2 separate regions of the Homo sapiens genome follow, and region 2 is linked to region 1. The links are chromatin contacts, found by Hi-C or POLR2A ChIA-PET in ENCODE. All regions are on one chromosome and are shown on one strand. The core of a region is the stretch at or near the end of the contact, and the rest is flanking DNA. Distances in the headings are between cores, read along the strand shown.

Region 1 (7,217 bases), core at 2,984-5,483:
CTCTCTCCAAGAATGTAAGCTTGAGGAAGACAGGAATTTTTGCCTATTTTGCAAACTAATGTATCTCCAGCACCTATAAGTAGCATGAATGTGGTCTCTTCAAAGCCTGGTACTTGGTAGGCACTCAATAAATAGAATAAATAGTTATTGAATGCATAAATAAATGAATGAATGAAACTAAATACGCATAAAGCAGCTGTCACCAGGTGACAGATTATTGAGAAATCCCAGAGCAAAGGAAGCAATAAAGAAAAGATGAGTTTGGGAGGGTAATGAAAAGCTCAGTCTTGGCAGAGAGGAAAGCAGAGGGACCCTGGCTGTCTTTTCCTTTCTTTCAACCTACTAGTAAAAGACGGGAGCTGTCCAGCATGGACCTCCTGAAGTTGGAGTGCCGCTGCAGGGACGAAAGCCTGCTTTCCTAACCCTGCCCAGGATCACTTCATTGCCATCCTTTATCAAATACACCTTTGTTCCCTGTGTGCTTATCCTTCCCAGTCCTTTTCCCTTTACTCAAATGTGCCCAGAAAGCCCATGAGCTACATGAAGTCTTATTGTTCCCAAGCTTTTCAAAAAGCTTTACTCACTCCAGTAACTTCCATGCCATTAAAGTGATGACTGGGATGACAGAAACAGTGTCTTCATAAATGTATCCATTGAAATGTGTTTGGTGCTTCCTTTGTGTGTATCTCTCAAAAATAAGCTTTTCAAATTTGGTGAAAAGCCAAGATTGGGGGCTCAATAGTCTAGCAAATTTCTTAATGAGGAAGCCCTGCTTCTCTATCACACACCTAGTTGATTGAGTTGTGTGTCTCCCCTCCCCAACCTCTAAAGACATGTCTACTTGAATCCTGTGAATCCCAACAAGTTTCTCATCTCCATCTGAGACCACCTCAGCCTGGACCTTATTGTCCATATCACTATCAACATTTTGGTCAAAGCCATTCAACAAGCCTCTAGGAAGTTCCAAACCTTCCCACAATTTCTTATATTCTGAGCCCTCCAAACTGTTCCAACCTCTGCCTGTTACCCGGTTCCAAAGTCACTTCCACATTTTAAGGTATCATTACAGCAGTACCCCACTCTCAGTACCAATTTACTGTATTAGTCCATTTGCCCACTGCTGATAAAGACATACCTGGGGCTGGGTAATTTATAAAGAAAAAGAGGATTAATGGAATCACAGTTCCATTAATCTGTGGATTCCATTAATTAACACAGTTAATTCCATTCCATTAATTAACACAGTTCCATTAATGTCTGGGGAGGCCTTACAATCATAGTGGTAGGTGAAGGGTGAAAGGCGCATCTTACATGGCAGCAGGCAAGAGAGAGCTTGTGTAGGGGAACTCTCACTTATAAAACCATCAGATCTCATGAGACTTATTCACTATCATGAGAAGAGTATGGGAAAGACCCGCCCCCATGATTCAATTAACCTTCCACTGGGTCTCTCCCATGACACATGGGAATTGTAACACATGGGAAATATAATTCAAGATGAGATTTGGATGGGGACACAGCCAAATCATATAACCTGCCAATATTTATTATCTGTCTGTTTTATTTTAGCCATCTTAATGGATATGAAGTGGTATCTTATCGTAATTTTGATTTGTATTTCCCTGATGGCAAATTATGTTGAATATCTTTCTATGTGCTTATTGACCATTTGTGTAATTTCTTTGGATAAATGTCTGTTCATATACTTTGCTCACTTTTTCATTTTACTTTTGACTTATAAGTATGGCTTTTTTTTTTTTTTTTTTTTGAGGTGGAGTCTTGCTCTGTCACGCAGGCTGGAGTGCAGTTGTGAGATATTGGCTCACTGCAACTTCTGCCTCCTGGGTTCAAGCAATTCTCCTGCCTGAGCCTCCTGAGTAGCTGGGACTACAGGTATACGCCACCACGCTCAGCTAATTTTCATATTTTTAGTAGAGACAGGCTTTCACCATGTTGGCCAGGCTGGTCTTGAACTCCTGACCTCAGGTGATCCACCTGCCTCAGCCTCCCAAAGTATGACTCATTTCAAAAACTTTGTTATTTAGAAATAATTTCAGACTTTTACAAAGTTGCAAGAATAGTATAAAGAATTCCTGAATACTTTTAATGCAGATTTCCTAAATGTTAACATTTTACCTTTGCCTTATTCATTCTAATTTTTTTCTGAAACATTTGAAAGTAAGTTGCAGATATGATGCCCCTTTACTAAATACTTCTGTGTACTTCCAAAAACAAGAACACTCTCTGATATAACAATAGTTCACTGGTCAAAGTCAGGAAATGATTCAATGCCAATAACTAACCTACAGACCTTATTCAAATTTCACCCATTCCCCTACCCATGTCCTTTATCAGGCTTATGTTTTTAACACAATTTTTACACATTTCTTACCTTTCAGGCATTTGTATCTTTTTAAAAGAGTTACTGTTGGCCAGGTGGGGTGGCTCACACCTATAATCCCTGCACTTTGGGAGGCTGAGATGGGAGAACTGCTTGAGTCCAGTTCAAGACCACACTGGGCAACACAGCAAGAGCCATCTCTATAAAAAAACACAAAAATTAGCGAGAGCAGATAATCATCTTCCTCAGAAAAGAAGAATTTTCCAGACCCTCTCCTAGTATAGGAAAACCACGTTCTCCTTAGGGGCTGTTCCCAAGTGGTTCCTCCTAGAAGCAGCTAGGTTCAGAAGAGTCTAGGTCTGATTTTTTGCCATCCCTTCATTGTTCCCTCCTTTTCTTCAAAAATCTGGCAAATGGTAGAAATTTAACAAATGTCAAATGAATGGATGGATGGGATCGTGCTTTCATCAACCTGTCTTCTAAGGCCTGGAGAGCAGGGAGAAGCTATTAAAATTCTTTAAATAGTAAGCTGTTGGGCCAATGAGATCTTTATCTTCAGTGTGAATAGGTAAGTGAAAAGCAGGGCAACTTCAAATGGTATACACATATACAGAGTCTTATCAGCGTTAAAATACCAAAAGCTTAAAAAACAATTAGCCAGGCGTGGTGGTGCGCACCTGTAATCCTAGCTACTCAGGAGCCTGAGGTGGAAGGATTGCTTGAGCCCAAGAATTCAAGGCTGCAGTAAACTGTGATCACACCTCTGCACTTCAGTTTGGGCCACAGAGCGAGACTCTGTCAAAAAAAAGAAAAAAGAAAAGAAAAAAGCCTTCCTCCAAGTTGTTTCTTCCTTAGAGTTGGCAATAATAGTGGAAAGGCGGTAACTTTGCTGTTTAGCCCCAGGGGAGGGATCAGCCCTGTGGGGAATTGGGCTAAGTTATCAGAGGTTACTTACTGCCCTTGCTAAACTCTAAAGAGATTCGTTTTTTAAAAACTGACACACAATATTTGGACATATGTATATACACAATGGAATACCACTCGGCCACTAAGAAGGAAACCATGAAGAGATTCCTTTTTAATATATGTAGCTGCATGCCAACTTGTCTCACGTTCCTCCTCTCCTAGAAAAAAAAAAATGTGGATTTTTCTGAAGCACCTGCCTGGAGGTACAGACAGATGATTGCGCAAACTTGAAGCTGAAAGTGGATGGAATTGCTGCCAGGGAGACTGTAGCATGAGCAGGAGCAGAATCCTGGGGAACACACTTTTAGGGACAGGAGTCAGAAATCTCAGAGAAGCAGGGGTTACTGGTGGGATCACGGAGCTGCTCAGGGCCTAGTAAAAGGGAAAGGTTTTAATATCATTTGGAGCCACTGTGGTTCTCCCAGAGGAAGCTCCTGTCATCCAGAGAGCGGTGAGCTCCCAAACAAGCAGAGACTTCAATTCCTAAACAGGCATAAGCTTCATTCAGGGTGTTCACTGGCCACGACCAGGGACGCCCAGCACCCAGTGCAGGGCCTGCCCTGGAAGAGGTCAGTAGTGCAAAGTTAGGGCTGGAACTGGGAGGAAATTCGAGCATGCGTCCCAGCCGGAGGCTGAGCTTGCGGGCGAAGAACACGGCAGCGCTGGGAACCGGGCTAGGGCTTTCCGTGTGGGCCGCGCCTGCCGGCCCTCTCTGTTGTCCCACTTGGCACGGACTGGGCTACCGCCACGGTTTGACTTCCGCCACCAGCAACCAAGGGAACCAGATCCCAAGGGAACCAGCACCCCTGGGCGCTCGCGGCCCGAAGCCTGAGGTTCCCGCCCCGCCCCGGCAGGGCGGCCCCGCCGACACCCGTAGCGGTCCCGCCCCCCGCGGCCGCACCGCCTCCTGCCTGGTCTCGGGTGCCAGCGCCGCCGGCGGAGAACAGGAGCATGGAGGGCGGGCTGGGGCGTGCTGTGTGCTTGCTGACCGGGGCCTCCCGCGGCTTCGGCCGGACGCTGGCCCCGCTCCTGGCCTCGCTGCTGTCGCCCGGCTCCGTGCTTGTCCTTAGCGCCCGCAACGACGAGGCACTGCGCCAGCTGGAGGCCGAGCTGGGCGCCGAGCGGTCTGGCCTGCGCGTGGTGCGGGTGCCCGCCGACCTGGGCGCCGAGGCCGGCTTGCAGCAGCTGCTCGGCGCCCTGCGCGAGCTCCCCCGGCCCAAGGGGCTGCAGCGACTGCTGCTTATCAACAACGCGGGTAAGACCCCGGGGCTGGAGCGGACTCCCCATGTGAGCGCCCACTTCCTCCACCGCTGGGGAATTTAAGGGCTACTCCTAGGGGTCAGATAGGACGCCTAGAAATCTAAAGCCCTAGTTGTTCCAGCTTGAGTAGCAAGTGGAGGCGAGGTGTACAGGAAGACTCGGTGCCGTCGGGACAACAGTCTGCCCCCACTTCCTGGAAAATTGGCCAGCCGGGTTTTCCAAAGCGCCTGTAGAACTTTCCCGAGCCCCTTGCTCTGCGCCCTCTGGCGGAGGCCTGAGTCAGGGCTTGGAGTCTCCAAACAAGTAAACTCTCTGCTTCTCCAAAGGACCGCTAGAGCTTTCCTTCAGCCCCACGGCAAGGCAGGTGCCTTCTCATTCTGCAGCTTGGGATGGCTAGGTTCCCCAGCTGTGTCTTTCCGCAGAGCTGGGGAAGAGAGAAGCCTCTTCAGAAGCGCTAGGCAGCTTCCTCCTCTAGGTCTGCATGGGAAGAGGATATCTGGAGGAACTTGGGAGGGCTGGGGAAGAAGAAAGCCCCGCCTGCACTGAGTTACTCCTAAGGGTTGGTTTTTCAGGCTCTCTTGGGGATGTGTCCAAAGGCTTCGTGGACCTGAGTGACTCCACTCAAGTGAACAACTACTGGGCACTGAACTTGACCTCCATGCTCTGCCTGACTTCCAGCGTCCTGAAGGCCTTCCCGGACAGTCCTGGCCTCAACAGAACCGTGGTTAACATCTCGTCCCTCTGTGCCCTGCAACCTTTCAAAGGCTGGGCGCTGTACTGTGCAGGAAAGGCTGCTCGTGATATGCTGTTCCAGGTCCTGGCGCTGGAGGAACCTAATGTGAGGGTGCTGAACTATGCCCCAGGTAGGTGGGAAGTCCTGCCGTCCCTGTCCTCCAGAACCCACTGGTGCGCCTCTGGGGGCTGGGCAAGCGGCCTAGTCCGCCCCCTCCAGGAAACAACCCACAGGATTTTGTCCTTGAATCTTGACCCATCACCCCTTAGGGGAAATACAGACCCAGGGGAAATAGAGGTGGCAGGGGCCGGGGATACTGGTAGAGAGTGAGGAGTTTCCTGGACTGGAGGGTGGGGCAGGAAGGTCTGAGGTATTAGATGGAGTTTGGGAGAAGACTGGGGTTTGAGTTCCAGGCCTTCCTCATGTGAAATGGGGAAGACGCTCCCTGCCTCACAGGGCACTTGGGAAGACTGAATGAGATACTGTATGTGAAAATGACCCTGACCTGTGAAGTGTTGCCTCATTGTTAAATAGGACTGACCACACTGTATTGTCTGCATATGTTTGCTTGCCTCCTTCCCTCCCTTGACAGGAAAGCCTTTGCACTATGCAGATGTGTGTTCCTAACACCTAGCAAAGCACTACACTAAGGCAAGCTGCAGGACATGCTAGCTGTATGGAGAGCAGACAGACTTTGTTGAGTGCTGACCATCCCTGGCTGAACTGTGCTGGAACACTATTGAGGATTCTGGGATAAATAGAATAGATCCCTTGCTCTCATGAACGCCAAAGGACAGGGAGTCTTGTGATACTGGGTCTAGTTTCTGATGCCACAGCGCCCCTGTCTTAATAGTGAGGAGTCTCTTTTAGGCTTGAGGTTGCTGCAATCAGAAGGTGGTGACAGAGCAGCCATGGAAAGCCTGAGCAACTTGGGCAGAAATCCAGTAGCCTGTGTCCCTGGGGAATAGGGTCAGGCTCCCAGGGCAGACAGGTAGAATGGCCTGCACAAAGCACAGATGTGGCAGGGCTGGATCCCACCTTGCTTTCAAGTTCTTCCTCATGTTCTCCAGTACCCCAGCCCCTACCACCCCTGCCCCCCAACACACATGCACAATTATTCTCACAACCAACATTCAACTCATCATCCACTCTGAATTCAGCCCAAGGATTCGCACAAACAACAGTGACCAAATGTAAGCTACAACCAGGAGCAGAGCAGACTCCAGAAGTCCACATGGCTGCGTTTGGTCTCAGGAGGCTGCCCTGGGCATTATGAGGGAGCTGAGATTTTCAGGAGGTCCCCAGGGCCTGAACCAAGGCAGAGGCCAGTCTGGTTTTCATTTCGGTCTCAGGAAGAATGTTCTAACAGGTGCTCAGAGATGGAATGGGCTGTTTGGAAAGGCAGCAAGTCCTCTCTCAGCAGGGATGCACAGGTCATTGGAAAATAGTCAAGGACCAGGAGATAAATTCTCCCTCCAACCCTGGAATTCTCTGATGTTCTGCCCTCGAGGACCATTAACTGCAAATATTGGGGTGCATGAGTGATTCCTATGTGAAGAATAGAACGTGCTTGCAACAGTTCAAGAAGGGAACAATTCCTTTAGGTGGGGAGACTAGAGATGGCTTTATTGGAGGTAGCTGAACTGGACATTGACCTTGGTTGTTGGCAGATGGAAGGCATTCCTGATGAAAGGAAATAAAGGTGCGAAGGCTCACTGTGGGCGTGGCAGGTCTTCAGTTTGCCTGTAGAGTAGGTGTGCCCAGAGGAGGGCAGACTAGGATGCCTTGAGTATTAGGCCAGGCTACTGGGAAGCTGTTGAGGGGTTTTGAGCGGAGGAATGTTGTGATCCCAGTGATGTTTTTGTTTGTTTATTTGTTTGTTTGTTGAGATGGAGTCTCACTCTGTTGCCTAGGCTG
Region 2 (7,276 bases), core at 1,800-4,299, 100 kb after region 1:
CTCGGCCTGAGTAGCTGGGATTACAGGCATGCACCACCACACCCAGCTAATTTTTCTATGTTTAGTAGAGATGGGGTTTCACCATGTTGGCAAGGATGGTCTTGATCTCCTGACCTCATGATCCGCCTACCTCGGCCTCCCAAAGTGCTGGGATTACAGGCATGAGCTACCACACCCAGCCTAGATGTGCTTTTTAACTAATGAATTAAAAACAAGATCTATCAGTTGATGTATTAAATATGAATTAGTGACCGGGCATGGTGGCTCACGTCTGTAATCCCAGCACTTTGGGAGGGTGAGGCAGGTGGATCATGAGGTTAGGAGTTCGAGACCAGCCTGGCCAACATGGTGAAACCCCATCTCTACTAAAAATGCAAAATTAGATGGGCATGGTGGCGCATGCCTGTAATCCCAGCTACTTGGGAGCCTGAGGCAGGAGAATTGCTTGAAGCTGGGAGGTGGAGGTTGCAGTGAGCCGAGATTGCACCACCATACTCCAGCCTGAGTGACAAGAGTGAAACTCTGACTCAAAGAAAAACAAAGAAAAAGAAAAAAGAAAGAAAATATGAATTAGTGTTGAGCATAAATAATATTTTAAGACCTCTGTAACAACTGTAATGTGCCATGAAAACATCTGTGATTTCTACTGGTGACAAAGTCACAGGTCCTGCTTCTGACTGTGGTTTGCTGCCTGCATTCGTAACGGAAGGAAATGTTAAAATGCAGTTAGAGGTTAATGTAAATCTTTTCCCTGACCAAGCTCACAGGATCCGCTGCATTCTGTCTACTGACCCCTTGGGGGTCTGGGACTGCAGCCTAAGAACCCCTATGCTGAAAGCAGAATCTCAGCACAGAGCTGGTCAGTGGGACCCCATGGTCTTGTCTTTTAGCTAAACATATTACACCAATTCTCCCAGCTGGGTGCCCCCTGGGCATCAGGAGAGGTGTGGAAGGGTCATCTGTCTCCCTGGGAGCCCAGCGGTCCCCCACACCCACCCACAGCACACATCTATGTGGTGTGCAGGTCTTACCTACAGCAGGGAACGGCACAAACCTCTGGATGAGAAGGCGGGTGGCTGGGGTGAACTTGTTGGCTTTCTGAACCAGGACATTAAGGCCCACCTTTGAAAGAAAAAAATAAAAACACAGAAAAAGTACATGATGCTGCAGTGGCTTGTGGGAGGAGGGGGCAGAACTGGAGGAACATCAGAGAGTGAGGGATGTCATCTTTCCCCACAACTGCACCTCACACCCCTAATCCTCAGCGTCACCTGAGGTTGCAGAGCTCCAGCGTCGCTGCTTAAAGTACCACTGCCCAGTCATCCCAGGTAACTGGCCCATGAGAAAGAGGGAGAGAGGTAAAGCATCAGAGACATACACACACACACACACATACACACACATTTACACACTCATACACACACACTGCAGAGGAGAAAAGGGATAGGATGCTGTGGCAGTTGCTCGTAGAAGAATACATACTCCATGAATAAATGAAGTGTAGGAAGGCCTCATTCCCACCCCAGCCCTAAGCACCATCTTTCTGAAACCCCATGGTACATGCAGGTGTGGGCCCAGCCAGACCATAAGGGCTCAGGACAGGGAGACCCCGACACCTGCCCACAGGCTGCAGGACTAAGCAGCATAGCTCAGGGCAGGATGGAGGGTGAGGCGGATGTCCTGGACTCACTGTCATCGCCTTCATACCTGTCACCTGGCCCAGGATGCCAGACACCCCACCCCAGCCCCTGCCTGGGGTCTTCGTCACTCCAGTCCATCTCCTAGGCTCTTTCATCTTTCGAGAGCACAGGCTTTCTCATGTGTGCCACACCAGCTCCTCTCTATGACCAACGTGTCTGAGAAAGTGTCATCTCCTTCCCACAGCAGCCTTGGCCTCCATAACCTCACTTCCCCTCTCCCCCAAAAACCCAAGTTCAACCCCGAGAGTCCAGTTTGCTGCCCATCAGATCCTCCGTGAGCCTTCCAGCCATGGGGCCTTTGCAGTGCTGGTCCCTGTGCCTGGGATGCCTCCCTCCTCCGCTCAGTTCACACCTGTTCTTTCAGGCCCACCCATGAGTTCCACCTCCAGTGTCACTTACTAGCAGTGGGACCTGAGGCAGGTAAGTCATTTCATCTTTCTCTGTCTCAGTTTACCTATCTGTAAAAAGGGATAGTAATACCTACAACACCCCAGGGCTGGTATAAGAATGTATGTAAGTGGTGGGTGTGAGCTTGGCATATAAGAGACCTCAATAAATGAAGCTATATAATCATGATGTCACGGGACCGGATGGGGTGACTGCACCTTTTTCATCTTTGTATGTCCACCACTTAGGGCTACACTCACTGGCACATAGTACACGCTCAATAAACTGGTGACTGAGGAATAAATGCAGGAACCAACAAACATACGACGGCATGGAAAAGGCAAAGGCTGGGAGTGGGGCTTTGCGGAGGAGAGAAAGATGGGGTTGGGCTAGGCAGAGGAAAAGGACTTTCTGGTGGAGAAATGCATACAAGTGCAGGCCTGGAGAGAGAAAAGACAAGATGCATGAAACCAGAAAAGGAGTTGGGTTGCAGAGGCCTCTGCTTCCCCAGACAGAGGCCAAAGCCAGCCCCTGTGCTGTCTTTTCTGGGAAGCGTGGGAGGAGCCGTGGCAGGACTCCTGGCCTGACGGGCCGGGGCAGCCTGCTCTGAGGTCTGGCACGCCTGGCGGCTCAGCAGCCCACCCTGTGCCCTCAGGCCTGGCTCTGGCCTTAATGTTGTGGGTGGTTGGGGAGGACGCAGAGCCTTGGGAAGGCCTCCAGGGCTGCCAGGCGCCTGCCGCTGTTGGGGCAGGGTGCAGCAAGGCAGAAACAGCCCAGCCCAGGCTGCGACTGTGAGACCCAGGAAGACAAGGAAGTGCTGGTCCGCCAGCCCCGGGGCAGCGCAGCATTCCGTGGAGCCAGAGTACTTCCTGGCATGCCCACCCTGGGCTCTCGGGAACACAGCCTCCATCTTAAGTCTCAGGCTGATCCTCAGAGTCCAATCCTTGTCCTCCCAGCTCGCTCGAGGGAAGGCTGGGAGGCAGCCAGGGGCATCACGGCGTGGACACACTTCAGTGGTACAGTGGGCAGGGCTGGGGAGCTGCCGGCTCATACTGGGCCCTGCTGCCCCCGCCACATGAATAGAATTCATCAAGTCCAGGAGCGAGTGACTCAGAAATGGCCTCCCTCACCCCCAAAAAAGTGCATTGAGAGAAAGTGTGGGAGGAAGCTGGAGGACACGCAGACGGGCAGTAGCAATGAAGAGGAGGGGGGCTCGGGAGAACTCAGTGAGCACTTCCTACGTGAGGCCACTCAGCACATATTCACATGAAATATCTTAATGAGATCCCCACAACAAGGCTTTTAGATAGACCATGTTGGCCCTTTTCACAGATAGAGACAGGTCCAGAGAGGTTAAACAACTTTGCTCAAGGATAGACATCTATTATGAGGCAAGTAAAGCTAGCATTTGAACGCAGGGCCTGCTAATTCCAAAGCCTTGCTCCTAACCAGGGTGCTATGACTTTCCCATTGTCTTCCACCTGAGGGAGGGATGCTTTAATATCTCCAGGCGTTTGAACGGCACATCTGCATAGCAAGCACCTCCCTGACAATGGCCACCTTGGGGCTGGGGTCCTAACGAGTGGAAAACAGAAGGCAGCTCCTGCAGGGAAGATAGGGCCCTTGAACCATCCCTGCCCCCAGCAGCCAGAAGTCAGAAGATCTGGGTTCAAAATCCTGCTTGACAATTTAAGAAGATATAGGAAGTGCTGGAAGAGGCGGGGAACAGGAGCCATTCACGGAAGTGAGCAGAGAGGCTGGGACCCTTCCCCATGACAGCCTCTTGGGGGTAGGCAGGGCTGGAGAGCAGCGGGAGGGAAAGGAGGAAAGGTGACCATCACATTTCCCTCCCCCTCTCCAAAGCCTCCCCCTCCCTGGTCGGCCATTCTTCCCACTGGCTAGGCCTGGCACAGCCCAGAGTGTAGGGAGGAAGAACGAAGAGAGAAAACAGTGTCCTCGTCCCAGGTTTCTTCTGGCCTCTCCTTCCCTGAAAGTCACCAGGGTCTCCCAGCATGGATGGGGTGACATATAGTGCGGCACACATATGTTTCTGAGAGCATGGCCAACGTGCCTGCGCCCAAGAAAGGGGCTGGGGACCAGCAAAGTAGGGAGGAGACCTGGGCATGTGTGTAGCTGTGAGCTCATGAGGAGTCAGTGAGGTCACAGTGCCCACTTGCCAGTGATGGGCCCAGTGGCAGGGAGGGCGTGGACACGGAAAAGGCAAATGGCCACTTACCCTCACCCCTTCCCAGGCCCCAGCCCAGGTCTTACCGCCCCAGCACCTAGGACAGCCACGGCCTGAGAAGGAACCCAAGATGGCTGCAGACCAGGGGTTAGGAGCCCGTCTGTTCTGGTTCCTCAGGGCCCTTTGGCCTTGAACATTTGGTAGAGCCCGTTAAAATTAAAAAGCCAAGAGGCTGGTGGCTCTGAATGCCAGCTCGTTTTTCCCTGGCACGGCGGGTCCTGTTTAAGGGAACCAGCTGGTATTAATGGCACACAGCTCATCACAAACAGCAGCTAGCGATCAGAAAAATCAGAGCTAATAATCGGGTTCAGGAAAGATAATGAGATGTGGAACAATTACTGCTGAGGGTCCCCCAGGATCTGTTTTAACAGCATCCAAATAAGCCACAAAATAGAAATTAACCAAACAGGAGCTCCATTTTGGTAGATGGGGAAAACAAACAGGGTGTGGATTTTGCACAAGAATTTCTTATATGGCCAGCAGACAGGGCTTCTTGGAAAACCAGGGCTCAGGCCCCACAGGACATCAGCAACATCCTGAAGGAGGGAATAGGCCTTCTTGACCACCTATCTCCAAGGTCTGGCTACTGGGCCAGTGAATTTGCCATGAGCAGCTGACAGGAGACCAGGGGAAAAGGAGGGAAGGCCGGCTTCCTGATAGTCCCCACGGAGATGGGAACAGGGCTGACCAGCACCAGGAGCTATGGGTGGGGTGGGAGCTTCATGACACCAAATCTTTAGTGTCATGAGCTACACAGCTGGTGGCTGTAGCCTTAAGTACCAAGGGCTTTCCGGGCCAACAACAGGCCAGCAAGGAGACACTGGATGAGGCTGGAAGAATGCCTGCATCCCTCTCCCCGCATCTGTGCCCCCACTGCAGCCTGAATATCCATTGCCTGGAGGATGCCTCTGTGTCCAAGGGCTCTAGGCACTCCAGCTTCTCGCACCCCAAATGAAGGTTGTCTCGTTCTTCCTCACCCACACCCCAGCCTCCTCGCCCATTTCCAGCTCTGCTTCTCATGCCAGAGACCTCACAGCGTTCTGGGCAGGAGCCTCCTGGGGCCCACGTGTAACCATGGCTCCCTGGTGCATCTCCCGGATGTCATGAATGCAGCTGTTTGCTCTCCCTGCTCCCAACACTCAGCACGCAGCCTCTGTCCCTGGATGACAGTGCACCTCCTAACCAGGCCCCCTGTTTCCACTCTTGCCCCCATCCATCTGCTCTCTACAGCAGTCGGAGTGAAGTCTGAAAACATGGCGACTTGCTTAAAGCCTTCGGTGACACTGGAGGAGCCACACGGCCCTGCGGGACTGCCTGGCTTGCTTGCAAGGCTCTGGCTACCTGTATGAGGAGGTGCCGTGAGGGAGTGGGCCCAAGGGTCATGAAGGCTCCTGAGGAAGGGGATGCCTGCCTGAGCCCTGAATAGGAGGCTAGGAAGGGAGCAGGGCTCAGCCAAGGATCAGAAGCATGAAATACCAGGTTGTCTGCGGGGTACTCAGACGACAGTCTACAGACTCTATTGCATCAGTCATTATGGGGGTCCAAATAGCCCTGAAGAACAATGGAGTAAGGGGCACGCCTAAAAGGAGGGCCCCTCTTGGGTGGTAGATAATAATGTAACCAAGGTTAGGGGTTTGTGAGGGCACCGGGGGCAAGGGTGGGGGAAGGTCAAGGAATTGCTGAAGTACCAAAAATATCCACCAGAGGGCACACTTAGTAGCACACATTGGTAGTCAAGTGGACCCAAGACCCTCCATGGAGGTCAATTGTTCCCCAACCCCAGCCAGCCTGCCGCTTGGCAATGGGGTCAGCAGCAAAGTAGCCAAGTAGCTGGGACAGAGCTCTGCACAGGCTAAAACATCAGTTGCTCCAGCTGTGACCAAGTGGCTTGTTTGCTGGCAACAGTGACCAATCCTGACCCCTGAACCATGCCCCACAAGGGCCAGGGGGCTGCTGGGAAATCAATTACATCAGACCCCTTCTACATGGGAGGGGGCAACAACTTGTCCTACCTAGAAAAGACACAGAGCTGCTTTCTGTGTCTGACTCACACTGCCAGCATCACCATCTGCAGGCTTCTGAACACTGCAGATTCTCTACAGGGTCCATGAGATGGACCCTCCAAACCCAAAGCCACCCCCTGAACACAGCAAGACAATAGTCTGGTCCAGGATTCCCAGGTGCTGTCGTCCCCCTACCTCTCTCCAGCCTGGAGAAGAACAGAAGGGCCTGAGGTACACCCTCCACCACAGAGCCAGCCAGGCCCTGTCTTATAGGCGGCAGGGCATGCTCTGGGCCAGGGACAAATATATGCCGCTGACTTGACTATAGCCAGAAAACACAGGCCCAGGAACTAAGTATGAAGGTGAGCAGAGGGTTGAACTCTGTTATACCTAAAGAACCTCTCAAAAAATGTCTCCCAGTCCCCACTGCTCTCAGGGTACCTGGGGAAGGACTTGTCTGCCAGGAGGCGGCACGGTAATAGCTCCTCCAACCTAGAAGCTGAGAACACCACTCGGCTTCTCCCACCTCCTTATGCCACAGGGGGTGCAGCAGGAAAAAGGAAAAAGGGGTCTCTGTGTGTGATTAAGCCTGGGTAGGCCCTGTCACTTACTTCACCTCCATGCCTCAGTATCCTCGTCTGTAAAATGAGGATGAACACCTAAACAATGCCTGGCGTGCTGTAGGCACTCCAGAAGTGCTAGCCATTATTACTAATCTCATGACTACTTTCCAGTCTGACTATCCAGGGACACAGAGTTGTCAGTAAGCAATGGGAACTGGAAGGTGTATGGGTTCAGCACAGGGATCCCCTGGAACCCCTTCTTCTATGCCAGTGTCTGGTAGTGAAGGTTAACAGCCACTGCATCCTACACAGAAGGGACCCCCCAGGGCCCAGAACCTTTGAGAATGGAGCTCAGCATTGCCCCAACAGGGAAAGACC

The links. A loop is a pair of places that touch in the nucleus more often than their neighbours do. ChIA-PET counts read pairs that join two places held with the same protein, here RNA polymerase II (POLR2A). Pooled maps may share reads with other maps.
Region 2: a pooled map of ovary shows a loop between it and region 1 (2.3-fold over the local background). The contact joins the enhancer-like site here to the promoter of SPR in region 1. A Hi-C loop is called at or near these places in 4 of 168 maps with a recorded cell type or tissue (Right ventricle myocardium inferior, cardiac septum, mammary epithelial cell and 1 more), 2 of 37 single-sample maps with no recorded cell type and 11 of 50 pooled maps. POLR2A ChIA-PET finds 5 or more read pairs at or near these places in 1 of 52 experiments (BJ).

What each region holds. Positions count from the first base shown.
Region 1 is chr2:72,883,175-72,890,391 of GRCh38, forward strand. It overlaps SPR (sepiapterin reductase), which reads left to right and starts at 4,234. Exons shown (of 3, transcript NM_003124.5): 1 at 4,234-4,562; 2 at 5,140-5,430. The coding sequence starts at 4,259. RefSeq lists silencers at 277-437, 4,086-4,475, 5,114-5,288.
Region 2 is chr2:72,987,227-72,994,502 of GRCh38, forward strand. It overlaps SFXN5 (sideroflexin 5), which reads right to left. Exons shown (of 14, transcript NM_144579.3): 10 at 1,032-1,122. Among named protein-coding and RNA genes, the nearest start is that of EMX1, 73 kb to the left of the region's middle. RefSeq lists a silencer at 1,874-2,073. Within about 2 kb of position 3,050, at least 9 of the 41 ENCODE cell types and tissues checked have a DNase peak (open chromatin) inside an H3K27ac peak, as active enhancers do.